2 separate regions of the Homo sapiens genome follow, and region 2 is linked to region 1. The links are chromatin loops, found by intact Hi-C in ENCODE. Cell type or tissue: ascending aorta. All regions are shown on one strand. Links, peaks and the distances in the headings refer to the core of each region. The heading gives the core; the rest is flanking DNA. Region 1 overlaps GAP43 (growth associated protein 43). Region 2 overlaps ZBTB20 (zinc finger and BTB domain containing 20).

Region 1 (9,946 bases), core at 1,291-9,290:
TGAATTTTTATGCAGTGGTTCCTTTGAAGAAATGCTCCCGCATGGGAAAACGTTCCAATCACATTGAGTTATAATCAATATGTAAGCAAATTTAACATACTACAAAAGGGTTACTAATAGCTAAATGCTGAGTTAACTATAATTTATAAGTGGAAAATTTTAATCTGCCAGAGACTCTTTGTTAGACATTAAAGTTTCTATGACTTTGATTTGATGATTCAACATGAAAGAAAGGCAGCTCACTTCTAAGCAAAAGTGTGTTTTGCCATCTATTTCCAGTCTGGGCAGAATTCCCAGTGGTTTTGAATTTGCTAAAATGGTTCTCTGCTTTTAGAGCTATATCCTTTGCATTGAAAGATGAAACAATTTCCTCCCTGTGGCATGGACTCCATGTAAGGAGGGCTTGTGAAGCAGTGAGGCTAAAACAAGGGGCCAGTGCCCTGATGCCACAGACACAACCCAGTTATAGTTGCTGTCCAGCGGCCATCATCTTCCGGTCATTAGGAGGATGGCATTACATGTGAGAACTCTATGAGTCACCAAAGAATGTACAGGGACAAAGGACGGTGAGGAAACATGTGCTTAGGTGGCGGAGAGGAAGTTCCTTTAGAACTGCCTGTTTAATACATGTGCTTGGTATCTTCTTCACTCATTGAATGAATTGATATTTATTGAGCATTTACTGCTTGTTCCAGTTGCTGAGAATACCACAGTGTACGAAATAATAATAAAACAAAAAATACCCTGTCTTCATGAAGTTTATTATTATAAATAAATAAATGTAATGTATAATATATTAGAAGGCAGTAAGCACCATGAAAATAACAAAATTGGCTGGGTGTGGTGGCTCATGCCTGTAATCCCAGCACTTTGGGAGGCCGAGGTGGGTGGATCACTTGAGGTCAGGAGTTTGAGACCATCCTGACCAATATGGTGGAGCCCCATCTAAATACAAAAATACAAAATTACAAAATTTAGCCGGGTGTGGTGGGCGCCTGTAGTGCCTGCTACTCAGGAGGCTAAGGCAGGAGAATCACTTGAACCCAGGAGGTGGAGGTTGCAGTGAGCTGAGATTGCACCACTACACTCTAGCCTGGGCAACAATGGTGGGACTCTGTCTAAAATCAAACAAACAAACAAAACTAACCAACAAACAAAAATTACTGAAAATAACAAAACTGGGAAAGAGAAGGGGAAATGCTGGGATGAGGTTGGGGTGACAATATTAAACGAAGAGAAAGTTGCTTTGAGAAGGTGATATCTGAACGGAGAGCTGAAGATGGTTAGAGAGTGAACTCTATAAATTTCTAGAGGAGGGAGGTTTTGAGGCAGAGGGAACAGTAAGTTGCAAATTCCCTGCATATGAGCATACCTGTTTGTGGGGGGGGGGGGCGGTGGGGGGCAGCAAGGAAATCAGTATTGCTAGAAAGGACCAAGAAATGGAGAGTAACAGGAGAGGAAATCCAAGTGGTGACCTAGTGGATATGCTGAGAACATGGAGCTTTGAGGCCACTTTAAGGACTTGACTTTTGCTGAAGTGAGATGGGTGCTAGAAAAAGTGAGATGTGCTGAGATTCTGGATATATGTTGAAGGTGGAGCCAATAAGACTTGCTCATAGATTTAATGTTGTCAAAGGAAAAGAAAAAAAGGAATAATTTTAAGGCATATGGCCTAAGTATCAGGAAATGATGGACTTGTCATTTCCTGAGATGAGAAAGACGGGAGAAGGAGTAAGTTCAGAAAAAAAAGACAGAAGTTTGGTTTTCAAGAGATTTAATTTGAGGTATCTATTAGATATCCAAGTTGAGATGTAGAGTAAGCAATTGTCTGGAGTGGGGAGAGAGGTCCGGGCTATAGATGAGCTCAGAGAGATCACCAAAGTCATAAATGTAAATAAAAAAAGAGAGAGAGAGAGAATGTAGAAGAGAAAAGAGGAGAAGACATCCAAGAACTTAGCTGTGGGGTAACTCAACATTTCAAATCAGGGAAATAAAGAAGGAAGGGCAAATGAAACTGAATGGGACTAGCCAGTAGGTTGGCAAAAATAATCAGAATAGGCAACATCCTGGACGAGCAATCATGAAAGTGTTTCAAAGAGTAGAAAGTGATCAACTCTGCGATGCTGTTAATAGGTAAAAGAAGATGAGGCCTTAGAATTGGCCATTGGGTTTTGGCGATGTGGAGGTCGTTTGTGAGTTTGGCTAAAGTTGTTTCACTGGATGGGGAGTTTGGGGAGTGGGTAGGAGGTAGATGTGATTGTTGTGGATTAAACGCAGAATAGGAAGAAACAAATTGGAGAGAGTATAGACAACTCTGGTTGAGAACACAGACTCAGGAGCTAGACTGCCTGACTTTGAATGTGTTTCCCAAATGTGATACCTCAGGCATGTTATGTGTTCTCTGTACTTTGATTTCTCCATCTATAAACGGGGGAGTTCTTACCTCATAGGGTTGCTGTGTATGGATGACACATGTAAAATGCTTAGATTATATGCTCACTAAGTATTAAATAAAACAAACAATCCATATTGTCACTTCTCTTAATTCTTAAAAAGTTGGGGTCCTTGGAAACAAGTTCTATTTTCACTTCTGGAGACTAAACTAATAATAAATGTTATTTGAGCAACTGTGATGAAATTTCTGGAAATGTTGATCTATTTTAACAGTGCTTGATGACAGACTTGCATTGAACCACCTCAAGGGTGTGTCACATTCCATTTCCCAGTTAGTCTAAGGTTCCAGTTTTAAAAAGCATAGTCTAAGGATCCAGAGTATTTAATGCATTTAAGGTTTTCCAAGCACTAATATTCTTTAACTCTGAAAGATCCTAAAATTTTTCTTTTCTGATCACATTGAACTTCTGTGGTAGTTTATGTAAAGCACTTTGAAATCTACAATATTCAAAAGTGTTAAGGCACTGATATTTCCATGCTATAAAAACAGTTCAACTGGCATTTTGTCAAACAGAAGTCTTTATCAACTAACACTTCTGCACTACAATAAAAAGTCGCATTTGTATAATGATCCTGAAGCATTTTATGACAATGATTACTATACTTCTAATGTTGTGTATGTTTTATTATATCCCAGATCTTTCCCATTGGAAACCCAATCATGACATGAATAGCAATTATTAATCAAAATATTTGATAAACCAGAATGTTTCATTCCCCAATTAACACTGGATAGCACAAAATTTACTGTAAATGTGCTGTTCCTTTTCTATCTTGAGGATACGCATGTTGAAAAATAAAAAATAATTATGGAAAGGGAGCAGAAATGAGACTCTGATATACTCACTAGCCCTGTGGCCTAAGATAAGTCATTTAAGTTCTCTTGCTTCTGTTTCCTCATTTGTAAAAAAGGGACAGTGATATCCCTCATCATAGGATCATTGTGAAGCTTAAACAAGAAACTCCATGTGGAGCTTTTAGCAGAAAGCCTGGCACAAGATAAGTAAATGTTATCTGTATTTTGATCATCATCGGTATTATTGTTGCTATTGTAATTATTCTATGGCGAGGGCCTAATAAGTGAAGCCAGACCAAAGACTGAGTAATTCAAAGCTATCAAATATGCATTAGGTTGGCTTCACATTTTAATTAAGGCTTGAGTTAATATTAGAAATATAGAGTCACCATTGTCTTTGTGAGGAAAGCCCGATTAATTATAGAAGCTCAATAGACATACAGGGCTTGTGATATATTCATAAGGATTTATTCCAGATAGATGGCTTCGGGGTGGAGCTGGAAAAACAAGCTATGCTTCGATTTCTGGGCTGCCTGTAACAGCAGCGGCAGCCACTCAGGGTTTCAAGAGACGCTCTCACAGCCTCCTGAATGACTGCTCCCCCCTCCCCTGCAAGTGACGGGGACAAATGGCTGCTGTCTCACCACACATCTCCTCTTCCCATCTCCTCCACCCTCCGCCAGCCCACCGGGCACGTGCCAGCAATGAGCTGCCTGCCTCACTGGGATGCTCAACTCCATTAATAAGCCCTGGAAGGCTGATAATTGGGGATTCGTGGAGCCTGCAGTTTTTCAATAAGCCAGGTTGTTATGGAAACCAGCAGCAGACCTCCATGTCCAAATTATTGATCCTAAACAAAATAAAATAAAATAAAAGTGGGGAGCAGGAAAGGATCATTTCAATCCATCCTCTCCCCTGCCCCGCCCCGCCCCAGCCCCCATCATTTTATTTTAGAAGTCCATTACCAATTTGCACACATGAGACTTCACAACTCTTCTCTCTTTCGGTTTCCTTCTCAGCACTCCCCCACCCCTTTCTTAATTACAACTGAATGTTTTTTCACCTCTAGCAGAAAAATCAGCTGAGCAGGGTACCAAAGGCACACCAGAGTAGACACTCTAAATTGAATTTAACACCATAGCATTAATGCTGTTTATTTGAGCCAAGAAAATCAGCAATGAATATCAATGTGCTTTCCTCACCGTTAAAATAAATAATAATAATAATAATAATTTAACAGGATTTTTTTAAATGGTCCCAGAGTCTCCCCGTGGCTCTTAATATGTATTGTTCTCTAGCAAGACGGCCAAGCCACCACCCAAGATGACTAGCCCTGTGTGTTGAAACCAGGGCCCAGCTCTCAAATTGTCAGAGGAAAGGGGGCAGCATTTCCTTGGACTACTTTTAAAAATTAGCTGACAACCTTCTTACAATAAAAATCCAATTACTCCCTTTGGTTAATAAATTCAGGTATGATGCAAAGAAGACACCTGAGAGGGAGGCCTGGAGAGAACACTAAATGAATCCAGCCTGGAGGCTGCAGTGGGCCTGGAATCGCCACCTCCATCTCTATGTTGAAAAGACGAGGACACCATTGTTTCCTGATCAACTTCCCATTTCATCCCAGCAGAGGGCACCAGTGTAATTCTGTTCCCAGCTGTGGAGGCTGAGTGGAAGGCAGGCGTGTCAGGCGTCACTCTCCAGGAAGAAATGACCCCAGGCAAACTGCATAGCAGTGCAATAGGAACAACTATTGTGATTGGGTCCTATTTTGAAGTTAATCCTAAATCAATTTTGATTTTTTGGTCCTTCGAATATGACCAAAAACTCAGTCTACAAGTAGATTGTTAAGTCACTTTAACAGGTATGCTGAAATAATATTAATATCTTTGAACTGAATTCATAAGTGTGGATTGTGCTTTGTGTACACTTCATAGAGACATCAGAGTCATTCTGGGAGCAAAAATAATATGGTGAAGTAAAAACTTTAACCACCCTCTATTTGCTGTTGGACCAAGACTGAAAACTTCCGACCACTTCAAGGTCCAACATACCCTACCTTCTCCTCACTGGCACAAACTACTAAGGCCGGTATCCTCACCAATGCTTCATCATAATGCTCATTTCTTTTCTTCAGACCCTACCCACTATCGTGGTCTCTGAATTCCTTTGCCACAACTACAGACTGCAGTTTGCAAGCAGTCACAGACTTATTTTGTTCTATACTGGTACTGAGTCTTTTTTGTTTCTGTTTTCTTTTAAGAGCCTTACTTTTCTCCCCATCCAGACTGTAACTTCCATGACAACAGATATTCACTTTTATAATCTACATCCCTCACAATGCCTGTGTAGTGTGGAAATTATACGTATTAATAAGTACAAATTAATTGAATGACAGTAGAATACAGTCCTTGCGATATCTGGGTTTATCTCCTCTATTCTGATGCTAACTCATTGTGGGACCATGGCCAGACCATGCAACTGAATCCCAGAACATGCTTCATCGTTCATTAAAACACAGGCACACACAACTTCTCCTGGAGATTGTTCAAGCATAGTGCATCATAATATTTTTGTGCAGTGGTCCCAGTAGAGTATCTGATGAAAGACAAGGTCATTTTGCCAAGAATATCATCCGTATGCACACACAGTATAACATGTTGCAAATAATCTTAGGAGATGAAAGAACCCTCCTGAAGCCCATCCAGTTCCCAGGCTTAGGCAATTTTTAAGTTTCCTTTTAGGTCTAAGACTGTAGGATTGAAATACAAGATGTGACAAGTTATAGCTGGTATCTACCTGGAAAGAGTGTGTTAGCTATTTCCCTTAAGGTATCCCAACCTTTTCTATTGAATCCCTAGATTGCAGTTTCTGAGGGACAAATTACATGAAGCCCAAATTAACCCTAACATCACTACCTGGTAACCTTGGCTGACTTCCAGGCTCAATCATTACTGATAATGTAAGGACTTGGTAATGTTGCTGAGCTACAAGGTAGGCCAAATAGAATAGACTCTGACTCCCAAAAGAGACTGCAAATCATTATGTGTCTCTCTTGCTGGCCATAAATCATGTCCTATTTGCACGTTAATTTCCTTCATAAAATCAGGTGTAGTACCAAAGAAAAAGAAAGTTCCCCAATAGCTTCAGCTGAAAGGAACAGGAACAATGGTGACTTTCTATTAGGCACTTACTGTGTGTTCAATAAAATACCATAATAGACACCTTTTACACATGATCTATTTAATACCGACAACCACCAAGTTCAGCAATGAGGATATTTTATTTCACAATGACAAAGCTGACGCTGAATTAATGGCATAGAGCTGGTTAGGGACTGGACCTTTGATTCAAACATAGATAGGTCCGATTCCAAGATCGCTCTGATATTTCTCCTCCACTGCAGGCCTCCAAGCAAGAGATTTGGCTAAATTCATGTTTGTTGCAATTCTGTCTATTGTTGCAGTATCCACTGAATAATATATTTGTCTTTTGTATTACTTCGAATACAAAATAGTACTCTGAAATACTTTACTTTGGGTCACCAAGAAACCATTGTTCTCTTTATTTGCTGGATGAAGTAATTTCTTCCACTATTTTACCTGTAGGAAGATGACAGATTATCCATGCTTTTACCATCTTCAATTTTAAGATTTGCCCAGAGGGGGCCAGGCGCAGTGGCTCATGCCTGTAATCCCAGGATTTTGGGAGGCCGAGGCGGGTGGATCATGAGGTCAGGAGATTGAGACCATCCTAGCTAACATGGTGAAACCCCATCTCTACTAAAAATACAAAAAGTTAGCCGGGCATGGTGGCGGGTGCCTGTAGTCCCAGCTACTCAGGAGGCTGAGGCAGGAGAATGGCGTGAACCTGGGAGACGGAGCTTGCAGTGAGCTGAGATTGCACCACTGCACTCCAGCCTGGGCGACAGAGGGAGACTCCGTCTCAAAAAAAAAAAAAAAAGAAAGAAAGAAAAAAAAAAAAAAGATTTGCCCAGAGGATCTTCATATGGGGAGAGGAGAGTATGAGGATCAAAAGTGATTATTTCAGATTATCAGAAGAAAACTTAGGCAAAATGATAATAATTGAGGACCTACTCTATACCTGGTTCTTTAAATATGTTACCTCATTAAATCCTCATCACAACTGTTTAAGGGTAACATTTTAATCTCTATCTTATAGATGAAGACACTGAAGGTTATACAAATCATTAAAACCATGCAGTGAGGAACCTGAGGTTGAACCCAGGACTGTCCAGTTCCAAGACTGTCTCTTTATGAGGTGTTCAAAGTAAAAAAATGTTTCTGAAACATGCCTTGTAATCTGAAACTTCTTATGGAAATAGGCCTACATTTAAAATTGTGAGATTATGAAACTCAATCCTTTTCTTTTCCTGTCTGGAAGCAAGCAGAGACAATGTCTCTTGGTTTGTTGAGGCAGCGCTGGCTGGGGACTGATGCTGCAGAAGGGCTCAGACAATGGTGGGCAGGGGGTGGCGGGGGGGTCTCTCCTAGGGGAGCTGTGCCCCATCTGCCACTTAGATCTGCTCAAAGACAGAAAATCCATTTGTCAAGGAACCCTTTAGGGCCTGCTGTTTGTGAAGCCAAGAACAGAGAGCGCTAGTGCTGGAAGATCCCATAAAACCATCTTTTACCAGCAAGGAAGGTAAATTGGCCTTGGCCATGGCCAGAGAGCTTGTCAGAAACAGAGCTACAAGAAAACCACGGCTGTCTCTTGGTACTCAGCTCAGTCAGTGCCTTCCCCTGCTCTTCAGCGCCCCTCCAGCCCTGCTTCTCCCACACCTCTTGCTTTCTCGCCTATTATTCCTTCTTTCTCTTTTCTACCATCTATTCTTTCTCCACTTTGCCCTTGCTTATTCTTTCTGCCTCCCCTGATCGATTTCTGGTCCTCTTCTGCTTTTTTTCCTCCCACTTTTTTCTCCATTTTCTACCCCATTATTCTTCCCTCCTACTCTCCCTTTTCTCTATAGGAAGTAAAGAATCTCTATCCACATCCCCACCTTGTTCCTCCTAAGGGCCCACCTTCCTTTTTCACATTCTGACCAATTTTCCTTCTCAATCAAATATCCTCATTCAGACTCAGAGTGTCTGGGTGCCTAGGAAATATTTAGAAATGGGTCATGGAAAAGAAGTTGCTGATGTATAAAATTCCAAAGAACTGGGCTGCAAGCAATAAAGATGGACACTTGCCTGAAAAACTCTTAGCTTTTCTTGTGGGGCTTCAAATTTAAAAAATTAAATGGTTCTTTCCCTTTCAAGCTGTTTATGAAAAGAAATCTCTCCATAGGTGCAATCCATATTATTGGCCAGTCAGAGGATGTCTATTGAGAGCCTTCTATGTGCTGTGCTCTATTCTGAGCACTGGGGCTACCATGCAGCCTTCAAGAAATGAAAAGTCTACTGAGAGGGAGAGAAACTGAGGACGACACAGATAAACACAGTCGTTTTAGGCACTAAGAATGCTACGGAGAAAATAAACTGGGTAATGTGATGTAACTGTTGGCATTGGTAGGGGTAGTGCAGTGCTGTTCTGCCCAAATGGTCAGGGAAGACTTGTCTGAGTAAGGGACATTCAAATGGAGACCTGAGTGCCAAGAGGCCAGGGCTAAGAGGTGACCATGGGAAGCTCAAGGGAGAAAGCAAGTGTAAAGGCCCTGGGACAGGAGCAAGCTGTATACATTCAAGAGACCTTAAGAAAGCTATTAGGGCTGGAGAATGGGGAAGAAGGGCTGAGCAGAAGGACATCTGATCAGAAAGCTAAGACGTGAGATCATATGAGGCCTCCTAGGCTGCGGAAGTAAGTTAGATTGTATTCAGATTGCAAAAAGTAGGCAAGCATTGGGAGGTTTTTTGTGGGGCATTGATATGGACAGGTATAAATTCATAGCTTTGTATGAGTGGTTTTTCAAGTAGTCTACTTGAATTTATAAGGAGTGAGCATGGCATTATGGGACCTATCCCTTTTACCCAGCTGAATTGTGTCACGTTGTGATGTTAATCACTGAAGAGGCATTTAGGATGTCAGTCCGCGGAGTTAAATAAGAATTGGCCCCATTGCCCAGGCATGTTTCCTTTTGGGGCACGTGCTTCAACAGAGGCACAAACAGCTATCGTCCACTAGGGCTAAGGAGTGGGAGAAAGAAAGGCGACAGATTTTTTAGAATTTTTGAGACTGATTTCGGCCTTTAACCTTCTAGAAATCTTATTTTTGTGGATATTCCAAAATTGTATAGATAGAGTTTTTTAAATAGTATCCCATCAGAAGGAATGCATTATTTATACAATTATGTTGACACTGGAGTATAACTAAAAAATATTACTGCATTATTAGCCTATTTTTTAAGTTAAAGTACCCATGGATATAATAATTTTAATAATTTGAGGCCAGGGGCACTGGCTTATGCCTACAATCCCAGCACTTTGGGAGGCCGAGGTGGGTGGATCACTTGAGGCCAGGAGCTTGAGACCTGGTGAAACCAACATGGCGAAACCTCATCTCTACCAAAAATCCAAAAAATTAGCTGGGCATGGTGGCACACTCCTGTAATCCCAGCTACTCGGGAGGCTGAGGCAGGATAATCGGTTGAACCCGGGAGGCGGAGGTTGCGGTGAGCCAAGATTGCACCACTGCACTCCAGTCTGGGTGATAGAGTGAGACTCCATCTCAAACATAAAT
Region 2 (9,946 bases), core at 1,339-9,338, 600 kb after region 1:
ATGTAGCCATTTTTATGTTTGGTTTAATTTTTAGAATGTGTATATGTTTTCTTTTGCATTATAATTCTTAACCTTCAGTAGATCTAAAATATTTTTAGTATGAAAAATAATCTTGGCCTTTTCTGGGAGGGACTGTCACAATCTAAATACAGAAGGACATTATAAAATGTGCATAAATAAACTTCAAACCACTGTACTCTGCTGTATAGGGATTTGGAAAGCTGAAAGGCTTGCGTTACAGGAGCGCTATAGAATGCCAGAAAAATTCATTAATCAGCCTTATTGGTTATAGTGGGCTCTTCCTATCAGCACATGATATCTGCCTGTTTAGATCCCCAAAGTCTTGGTCAGGTCACAGTGTGTTTCATTTTAATGTTGGAGCAGACAGTTACCTAACACACCCACATGAGGAAGTGCTCTAAGAAGTTACTTCATGCTTTGCCATGCCCTGTAGCTAAAACAATTTGGTACTGAGTGACGTGTGTGTGCTTTTTAACGTGTGTGTGCTGATAAAAATCAGCTTTGGCTCTTTGAAAAGGACCAAACAGTAGATTTTTTTTAAAAAAAATAGGGCACTTTGGGAGGCCGAGGCGGGCAGATCACGAGGTCGGGAGATCGAGACTATCCTGGCCAACATGGTGAAACCCCATCTCTACTAAAAAAAAAATACAAAAACTACCTGGGCGTGGTGGTGCATGCCTGTAGTCCCAGCTACTCGGGAGGCTGAGGCAGGAGAATCCCTTGAACCCGGGAGGTGGAGGTTGTAGTGAGCCGAGATCGTGCCACTGCACTGCAGCCTGGTGACAGAGCGAGACTACGTCTCAAAACAAATAAATAAATAAAATCAAATAAAATGGAATGCCAGACCATATAATTCAAATGCTAAGCATATGCCAGTTTAAACTTTTTCTTCTTTTTTAACTTAAGAGGAGAATCACTATGATTATTTTTAATATAAAGACTATATAGTGATTTATTGGATTTTACTCATTAGGGTTTCAAAAATTGCAGATACTTTTTATTCTGCACATTTTTATCTCCAGAAGCCTATATTCATCAAAAGGATAGCAGCTGCATACTTTCCCCATGAAATGTTAACAAATAAATGGCATTCCTGTTTATTTATCTATTTTTGAATTTTAATGATTAGTCCTTGTGCTAATTAACAAATTCTCGTATTCATAAAATCTGGCACTACATAAATATCTAATTGTGTGATTATCTACACATGTTCTGGCTTTCTATAAATATAGAAATTATCAGTGGATGTGTTCATGGACTTGCCCAACTCTAAGCAGTGGCCGGTCATGCCGCCACATAGGAAGCCAAATTCAGGCCCTGAGCAAACGTGTTACCCCAACATCTGGCAAGGTATGTTGAAGCAGCAGCACCTGGCTAATATTGCTAACTAGTGATCTTTTCTGGCAAAAGAATGACTGGTGTTGATATTCTTTGAATGCTGCTAGCTCCTGGGTTCTTCAGCCTCAAGGGTGGCCTCTGAAGTCTAAATGTTGAAAATGGACATTAAAGCTGGTTTATCTTGGAGGTCACTTTATAAATATATTTTAACAAACTACATTTTTGGTGGGAGACATGTTTTACTGTAAAACATAAGTAAAATAGTATCCTTATCCCTCACTTTCTTAACCAGTGAAGATCTAAGTTACCATGAGAAGTCACAAAGCACTGAAAAGAACCTCTAAATATTTTCATTTGCATGGCTGTGTAACTATTTCAGGGACATTATAGAAATCAGGTATTACCTACATAGAAACAGTTTACCCTCCATCAAGGACAATAAACACTAGCAATCGGACAGGTGTGTACCTGCCAGAGTTATCATTAAATTAGAAACCAAATCTTTAAAATAATTTGTTTCATACTGTGTAAGACATTTTTGTTATTTTATACAATTACTATGGATTATTTACAGTGCTAATACAGTCAGCATTTACATTTGATACTTTACACCAAGCTTTCAAGTCATGTATAGGTGTGTAGGTATTTTACAAAACTTGAAACTTGTAATTTTCTTGAAAAACCCATTTCATACATTTCCATTGCTTAAATAAATTCTAGCATTTTGCATAATCTCCAGGAACTATAGCTAATGTCAAATAAACTAGCAAGATCAATTTTATTCTTTACCAAAAGCCTGAAGGCAATATACATATCTTAGATATTCTAGAGAATACCTGAATTCATGTTTTCCTATTACATAGATATTATACATTAATCATCAAATAATGTTGATGACAATTATGTTTAATATATCAAAATATCCTTGAGCTCCCCTAGTTCTAATTCAGCATAGGCAAGCTGATGAGGCTATGGGAAGAAATATGCTATCTATGATTACTATCATGTATGTAGTAACCACTACAGCCGGTGTTAGAAACAGCATTCAAGGGCTTATAAGAAAAAGGGCTTTTTTTTGTTTTGTTTTTTGTTTTTGCCACTCTAGCTGTTCAACTGTAATAATGAATAAGTGGCATGCTATTTCTGTACTAAACTGTGGAAAAATTATGCTTGACTTTGGCTTCATAACCTCTCTTATACTCCAGGATCAAGCCTTTTGGTAATTCTATAGTTCATTTGAAAGTAATCAGCTTGAGGACATGGAGCTTGCCTTTCTGGAATCTTTTGACACTCAGCTGAAACTCTAGCCTTGGTGTTTTGTAGTTCAGTTAACCAATGCAACCTTTGTAATTGTCTTAACTTGGGGAAAGCTGGCTACTGACTTTCAAGTGAGAATACTGAGACAAGGAACAAGGACTATGAGTTCATTGATTCATCTAGTTTCCAGAGGGAAGAAGAACATATTTTTTATTAATTCTGAATATTCAGTCTTACCTTTGAAACTCTGATAGAAAATGTGGTAATTACAGCATAATATGTTTACCTTCTTGATATTGGAAGTAATTTTGTCACTGAATACTTCTGTGTCTTGAGATATGATGAATTTAATGTTCATATTATGCATTTAAAAGGTCAATCTATTTGAAAGTTTTTATATTACATTACTAATGTAAGGATTTACATTCAACAAATATAAAATTATGGTATGAGGTTGGGGTTATGGGATATCAAAAAGATAGATGCCCAATTGGTTGTAACTAAAAATGTAGAAATGGTAATAATTACGAATCTTATACATAGTAGTACTATTTTTGTTATTGGGAAAATTCTTAATTTAAACTTTTTAAAATGAAACATTTAAAATTATTTAAATTTTAATTTTCTCTAATTTTTAGAAGGCTTTACATTTTTGTTTTTTACTGAATTAGCTTAGATATTTGCCATTTTTACCTTTTCAAAAATTTTCTGTGAATTACTGTTGTAATTAAATTGTGATTTGTTGTTGCAATTCCTTTTATAGTATGAACTTCTTTCCTGTAAATGGAATGTAATTGAGAGAAAATTAATGTTGTCAGTTTGTTCAGGTAGCAACTTAAAACTTAGTTAAAAAAAAAAAAAAGCTATTACTAGCAGAAAACTAGAAATGTTCCAGGCTATGTAATTTTTCTAGTTGATATATATGTGTATGTGAAAACTATGTGGCTTCATTTTAAATAAACAAAAATATCTTATTTAGGCACCAAGACATTTAAACAGTGAGAAAATGTTCCTCTCTTTTATTATTTAAATAGACTAGGCAAATACTTTGTAATGGTGACTTTATAAATTTTTTGTTTTTTTTTCTTCTTAAATACTGGACACATTAAAATTCTTCTTGGCCCAATAAATATACTCTGGTTCTGACCATATTTACTAATTTCTCCACTTCTTGGTTACTTGTACCTATTACCTTAGCTTTAGGTAAGGCAAAAATAACTTACTTTTTATATTAGCCCTTACTTTCTCTAGTTCTCCAAATCAACAGTGATCTTTATCCCCTCACCTCATTTCTAGAAGGGAGACGACTAGAGATGATTAAGAAACAAGTAGAGAGAAGTTGAGATAATGTGAAGGGATAAAGCTGAGGGTACAGGGGTAAAGCTGAGGGTAGCTGAGGGGTTGGTGCTTTTGAAGCTTCTAAACTTAGAAGTATAATGAAATAAAAAGACTTCTTCCCTAACTCCCGTTAAAAAGCATTTGACTTATCTGTACAGCATTAGTTTTTGCATCTCTCTAAAGCAGATCTATATAAATTCCCTCTGCACTCCAAGACAGATTCCAGTGGTACCACCAAAGAAGATCATAGAAGAAAAAGTCAAAACATCTCACATTTCTAGAACATCCACTGCCAGGTTTCCTTCATACCTTTTGCCCTTTAATTCTTGGGTTCGGAGTTGTGAGCAGATTTTTATAGTTGGTGGACAGATTTCATTTGTTTTGATAAGAAGCTTTACCAACAACACATTCCCAAAACATGCCCCCAAACAGCATCACATGCTGAATTAAAATAGATGAAGTGATTAGCTGGATAAGTGTGCGTGTGTTTCCTTTTTAAAAACAAAGTCAAATAATTTGTATGAAACAAAACAAAAAGAACTTTTCTAGCAGTCTGAATGAATTCAGGTTGTTTCACATAATGGCTTTCTGAAACCATTTTTTGTATAGTAATTTTGACCAACACATCCACCTATTCCCTACCCCACTTGCTTTTTCGCTTTCTAAATGTTGGATGAATGTAATTCCTTAATATAAAAATAATTGTGTTCTTATAACACATTCAAAATATACCTATGGATATGAAGATGTGGTACGGCCTATACACAGTAGTTTCACTTATATCACCTTAGTCTGAAAATATATGAATAAAAAACATTTTTAGAAATTATTTTTCTGGTATGTTGAAAGAAACTTTATGGTGTGATACAAAAAGCATTTCCTGGGGAATCAGGAGGTATTAATCAATATCAAAAAGGATTTAAAGTGGTTAAATCTGGAGGTCTGGTTTTTTGTTCTGACTTTGTGACTTTGAGTACATCATGATCTCTCTGTCCCTCAGTTTCCTTCCTGTAAAATGAGGAGAAAGCTTTTTAAAATATTTTTTCATCTTAAAGACTGTGATTTTAAGTAGCTATATATGTAGATAATCTTGCTTGCATTTTCTATCTAAAAGTCACAAATAAATGGAGAAAAGTTAGGGTGGGTAATAAAGGAAGAATAACGGACATTTATGTGGCTTGAGAGAGCACAGGCACTTTAATTTTGTGATGATTTTTCTTAGCTTAACTACATATCATAATGTATTATTGAGTCTGTTTAATGATTGAACGAATGCCATAAACCAAAAATAGTCATTTGTCAGACAAACTGACTTAATTGCCTATGGGTGATTTGGTAAAAGGGCTGTTTTTAATGGAATGAAGTGCAGCATGGTTACTATGGCTCCACTCCTCTCCACTGGCCACTAGATGGAGAGGCGATCCGTGTCCACTGCCTTGCCAATAGCAAGCAGTTCACTTCTGACTTCCTAATGGCAAAGCTGCACTCTATGCCTTTGGACATTTCTATGAATACACACATGACATTTTGGAGAAGTCATCAGAGAATATGTCCTATTTCTATATAGGCATGATATAATATTCATGAAATGCAAAATACTCCTCTTTAGGCCAGTGTTAATGTTGGTAGACCCAGTCGGCCAGTATTACAACTGTGGTGTTAGTTGTCACAATAGGGTCTATTCTGTCTCTTACAAATTTGTCCATTTAGAAAGGACCCTGAAATGAATGTCAGCACGACAGTGCCACCTTGTGTCCCTGTTGCTGTGCAAGTAACTGATGCATGAGTTAGTGAAAAAAACAAACAACAACAAAAAAACAGGACATTTGCAAAAAATTGGCAAATTGTTTCAGGCCCTGATTTCGTAGTAGCTGTACCAAAATTCTATAATATGTTTTAGTCTTTGAAATTTCTTATTACCCAAGAAAAAGTTAGGATGTGTGCACTTTACTACTTTTCTCCTATCAGGGTATATAAAAAATTCTTTAACAATTCTAGGCATAAACAGGGAAGTATTTAATTTAGAATTGGAAATGGAGAAGACAGGGATTGTCAGAGATACTCACTTAAGCTCGGTCATTTCAGGCATTGAGGTGCTCCTTCTTTCACATTCCCACAGCAATTTTATATGCATAACTTGGCAATATCACCTCTCACATTGTATTGCCATTGTTTGTAAGCACATCTTCCAACTAAACCTTGAGCTTCTTGAGGATAGTGTCTGTGTCTTATTCATCCTCCAGAACCTTCTATTGGCATTCAGCACAGAGCTATGCAAATATTTGAGGTCTAAACAAATGATTATGTCTAGCTGGTTTATAACATTCTCGTGTATATATATATATATATGTATGTATTATATATATGTGTGTGTTATATATATATATATAAAATACACATTTCTTTGTTGTAAATAAGTTTGGAGCCTTTTTACTTTGGAAAAACAGCTTCTGATACCACTTCCTGCCTAAACATCCCTTTATAAATTACCTTCTTCCTTTTATCTTAAAATGACCATTTTCTCTTTTTGATTATGAAAACAAGGCATTGCCTATTCACAAGTGTGTATTGTAATTGACTTTGATGTAAAGATAATTTTTAATTCTAGCTTTACAACAAATTTGCTATTATTTGGGGTAACATACTTAAGTTTTTTTAGGTCTACTTCCTATGTATAAAATGAGTGGACTGGACTAGTTGATTTGACAGGATTTTTGTAGGGATTGGGCAAATGTTAGTATTATTCTAGCTGTATATTTAGTTGTACTTTTTAAAGTACCATCATAGTTGAAAATGAAATTGCTAGCCTTTGAAAGTGCTATTTGATATTTCATGTTTTAGAAGAGGAAACTGAGGCAAAGGGGCTTATAGGGGAATGAATTGCAAGTAGGCAGAGTAAATAGTATTATAATGGATGAATATTCCATTTTTTTATTTGTTTTTCACTTTTTTGTTCATTTGTTTTTGGTTAATTGAGCTCCACTCTCCTTCTATTCTTTAACCATATAATAAATAAAGTACAATGAACTTATATAGTAAGATGAACCCACAGGTTGGTAGAGGACTATGGACTACTTGCAGTTCAGAGACTCTCATGCTATTTTGAGTTTGATTCATAGCACTTAAAAATGAATCCTAAGTTTTAAATTTCACACAGTTTTGCATGAAATTTACATCTAGAGGTTTCAGTCCACGTATTACCATAAATACCAGCAAACTTATGACTGGGCAAATTGCACAAACTTTTTAAGAGTTTTCTTATTGGCAGAAATGTGATAATATATATTACCTTTCCTATCTACCTCACAAGGTTATTGTAAGGATTAATTAAGTTAATATATATGAAGTTTTTTTATAAATAGTAAAGTAGTATACAAATATTATTTATTGGCATTACTGCTCTAATTAAAGAAGGAATGGATAATAAAAAACTAAGTCAAAGCAAAACACACAAATTTAAGAAACAGTGAAACGCATGGTGTTTCCTAGGTGATATACTTTTCTGTGCTGGTGGACCCTCTGTAGATGACTTAAAATGTTATCTCTATTTCCCATTTTGATTTTGAAACCTGTAATAATAATGATAATACTTACCCTAAAACTAATATTTTCTTTAGATAAAATTTTTACCCATCATTCATAAATTTTGACAGTAATGTTTATTTAAAAATAGAGGGAAAAAAGTTTAAATAACCAAATATGAAAAAAATTCTTTTCAATATTATCTTACTATATTCTAGTCCAGTGGTTCTCAAACTTTAGTTTACATAAGATATTCTTCGGATTTTTGTTAAAATTCAAATTTCTGAGCTCCATTATTAATGGGTATGGAATGGAACTCAGGCATCCTGAGTTGTAGCTGGCCCACATACTTCAGAAAACTCGACTTTAGTTGATTATTATATGTCGGAATCAGCCAAGGGCTTTTAAAATACACAGATTCCTAGGTTCTACTCCCACATATCTAAAATTGGAGTCTCTAGACTGGTATTTGGGCTTCCATATTTTGCAAAAACTACACCAAAGATCCTAGTAATATTGCAAGGTTTGAGAATCATTACTCTTGTTTCTAGGGTATATTGTTAAAATATATTTACTGTCACACCTGAATTTATCCTCATCTCTCACATTATTCCTTAACTAAACATAATCTTACTTTATGTAGGAGGCCAGAGTTGATACTGCTATATAAGAAAAGTTTAGGCTTGAAAACCGATTAGAACTCTTGTCCTATAATGCTAAAATTAAGGAAGCGAGATATTGCTAAGCACCTTTCACACAAACTGTTTAATTTAATCTTTGCATACAACAACTTTGTTGCATACACTGGTTTTCTGCCTATGTTTTAGATGAAAAAACTGAAGCTTACAGAAAAAATTGCCAAATTCACACAGCTGCTAAGAGTCAAAGCCAAGATTTAGTCTCTGTTCTTTCTATTACATCCTATTATATTTTTTCCTCATTCAGTAAATCTTTACCAGGTTCCCATTGTGTTAAATGATAATGTCTAACTTTTGGCACCACATTAGCCCCTGACATGCTATCATAATTGTTGCTTAGACCATGTAAATTGAGTTTTGAAAAAATTTTTCTATTGCAAAATGGTTTTTAGCTGGATGTAGAATTCATGGGTTCTCAATGGTCAGAAGGGGTCTAAATTGTAGTGATAATTATAGTTAATGAATTGTTAAGGAACTTCGCCTATGGGATCTCTTAACCACCATGCCTTTGCTATGAAGTATTTCTTAACCCTATTTAAAGATGAGGAAAGAAAGATTTAGAATGGTTAAGTGGTTTACCGAAGATTGCAGATCTAGTAAGTGGCAGAACTGGGATTGAATTCTGGTTCACTCTAATTTTCACAGCAAAGTTAACCAGTAGTATATACAATTTCTGACTCTGCTTTGCAGTTATTCAGAATCAGGCTGTTCCTCCATTTGTTGAGCCACTAAATGCTAATTAAACTTTGTGGGATTTAAGTTTGTTTCCTTTGTAGGGAACAAACCAGTTTGCCACACTTAATCAGTCCAGTAATTTCTTAAATCTTGTAAAGTTTGGAATTGATAATGCATAATCCTCTAGGGAAATCAGTTGAAGTGAATAATCTTTTGTTTATATTTATATTTGAGAGTTAAAACTCTTGGATGGGACAGATTATTTGAAGGAAAATTCCAATTTTACCTATTATGACACGCTGTGAAACACAACAATTTCATGGCATATCCATTGTTATTGGTCTTAAAATATTTGGTTTGCATTTAAATTTCAATGAAAGTGTTAACAGCATCAATGCCTCAGTGCTTCATAACATCTAAAAACTGACTCTTGAGCATTCCTGATGTTCTTGTCTGAAAAAAACAATGCCTCATAGTATAAAATGACAGCACATGTATGCAAACTTGTACAATTTCTCACTTATCCTGTATGGATAGCTAAAAATGTAATTTTTATATTTTTTAAATATTTAATAATATGCAAATTATTGATATGCAGTAAAATGCAGTAAGGGCAGTCACAATTTAAAAGAGCTCTAAAATATATCCTTTAGTTGTGAAAATAATCATGATTTTGTAAATTTAGATATGTGTACACTTTTGGGATATTCTTAACACCTCTCTATGTATTAAAAGGTTCATTTTTTTTAAAGGAAGACCCACAAAATCTCTAACCAGGGTTATGGTCTTGTCTTTAGCAGACTTACAAGTTTATTGGAAATTTGGGGTTATATTTCAATTTTCTTCTCTAAGAGTGGTCTTTTCTCAAATGGCATTCTTTTAGAATACTGTCAGAGAAGAGAGAAGAATGAAAACCCAAAGTGAAGAACTTTACCTATACTCCTTTTTCAGATGTAGAAATTAAAACATGATTTTGTAGAACGTCCCCTTTAGCAGCAGAGCATGAATTGGAAAATTTGGTCAGTGATTTATTTAGGCTCCACAGGAAAAATCCTGTAGGGCATTTTTTGAATATCCTAAATTTATTTTGATTTGAG

What was found. A loop is a pair of places that touch in the nucleus more often than their neighbours do. Peaks named below come from ENCODE experiments on the same cell type or tissue, not always from the same donor. Only the 100,000 strongest peaks of a DNase experiment are listed, where the experiment ranks them.
Region 2: it touches region 1 in a loop (4-fold over the local background); 32 of 110 quality-filtered maps call a loop at or near these places.

The regions. Positions count from the first base shown.
Region 1 is chr3:115,688,025-115,697,970 of GRCh38, reverse strand. The region is part of intron 2 of GAP43 (growth associated protein 43); the gene reads right to left. Among named protein-coding and RNA genes, the nearest start is that of GAP43, 69 kb to the right of the region's middle. In ascending aorta, for the core only: a CTCF peak has its summit at 4,868 (motif pointing right); a DNase peak (open chromatin) is centred at 4,890.
Region 2 is chr3:115,088,075-115,098,020 of GRCh38, reverse strand. All of the region lies in intron 1 of ZBTB20 (zinc finger and BTB domain containing 20), which reads left to right. Among named protein-coding and RNA genes, the nearest start is that of ZBTB20-AS4, 7.4 kb to the left of the region's middle. In ascending aorta, for the core only: a CTCF peak has its summit at 5,362 (motif pointing right); DNase peaks (open chromatin) are centred at 5,380 and 5,670.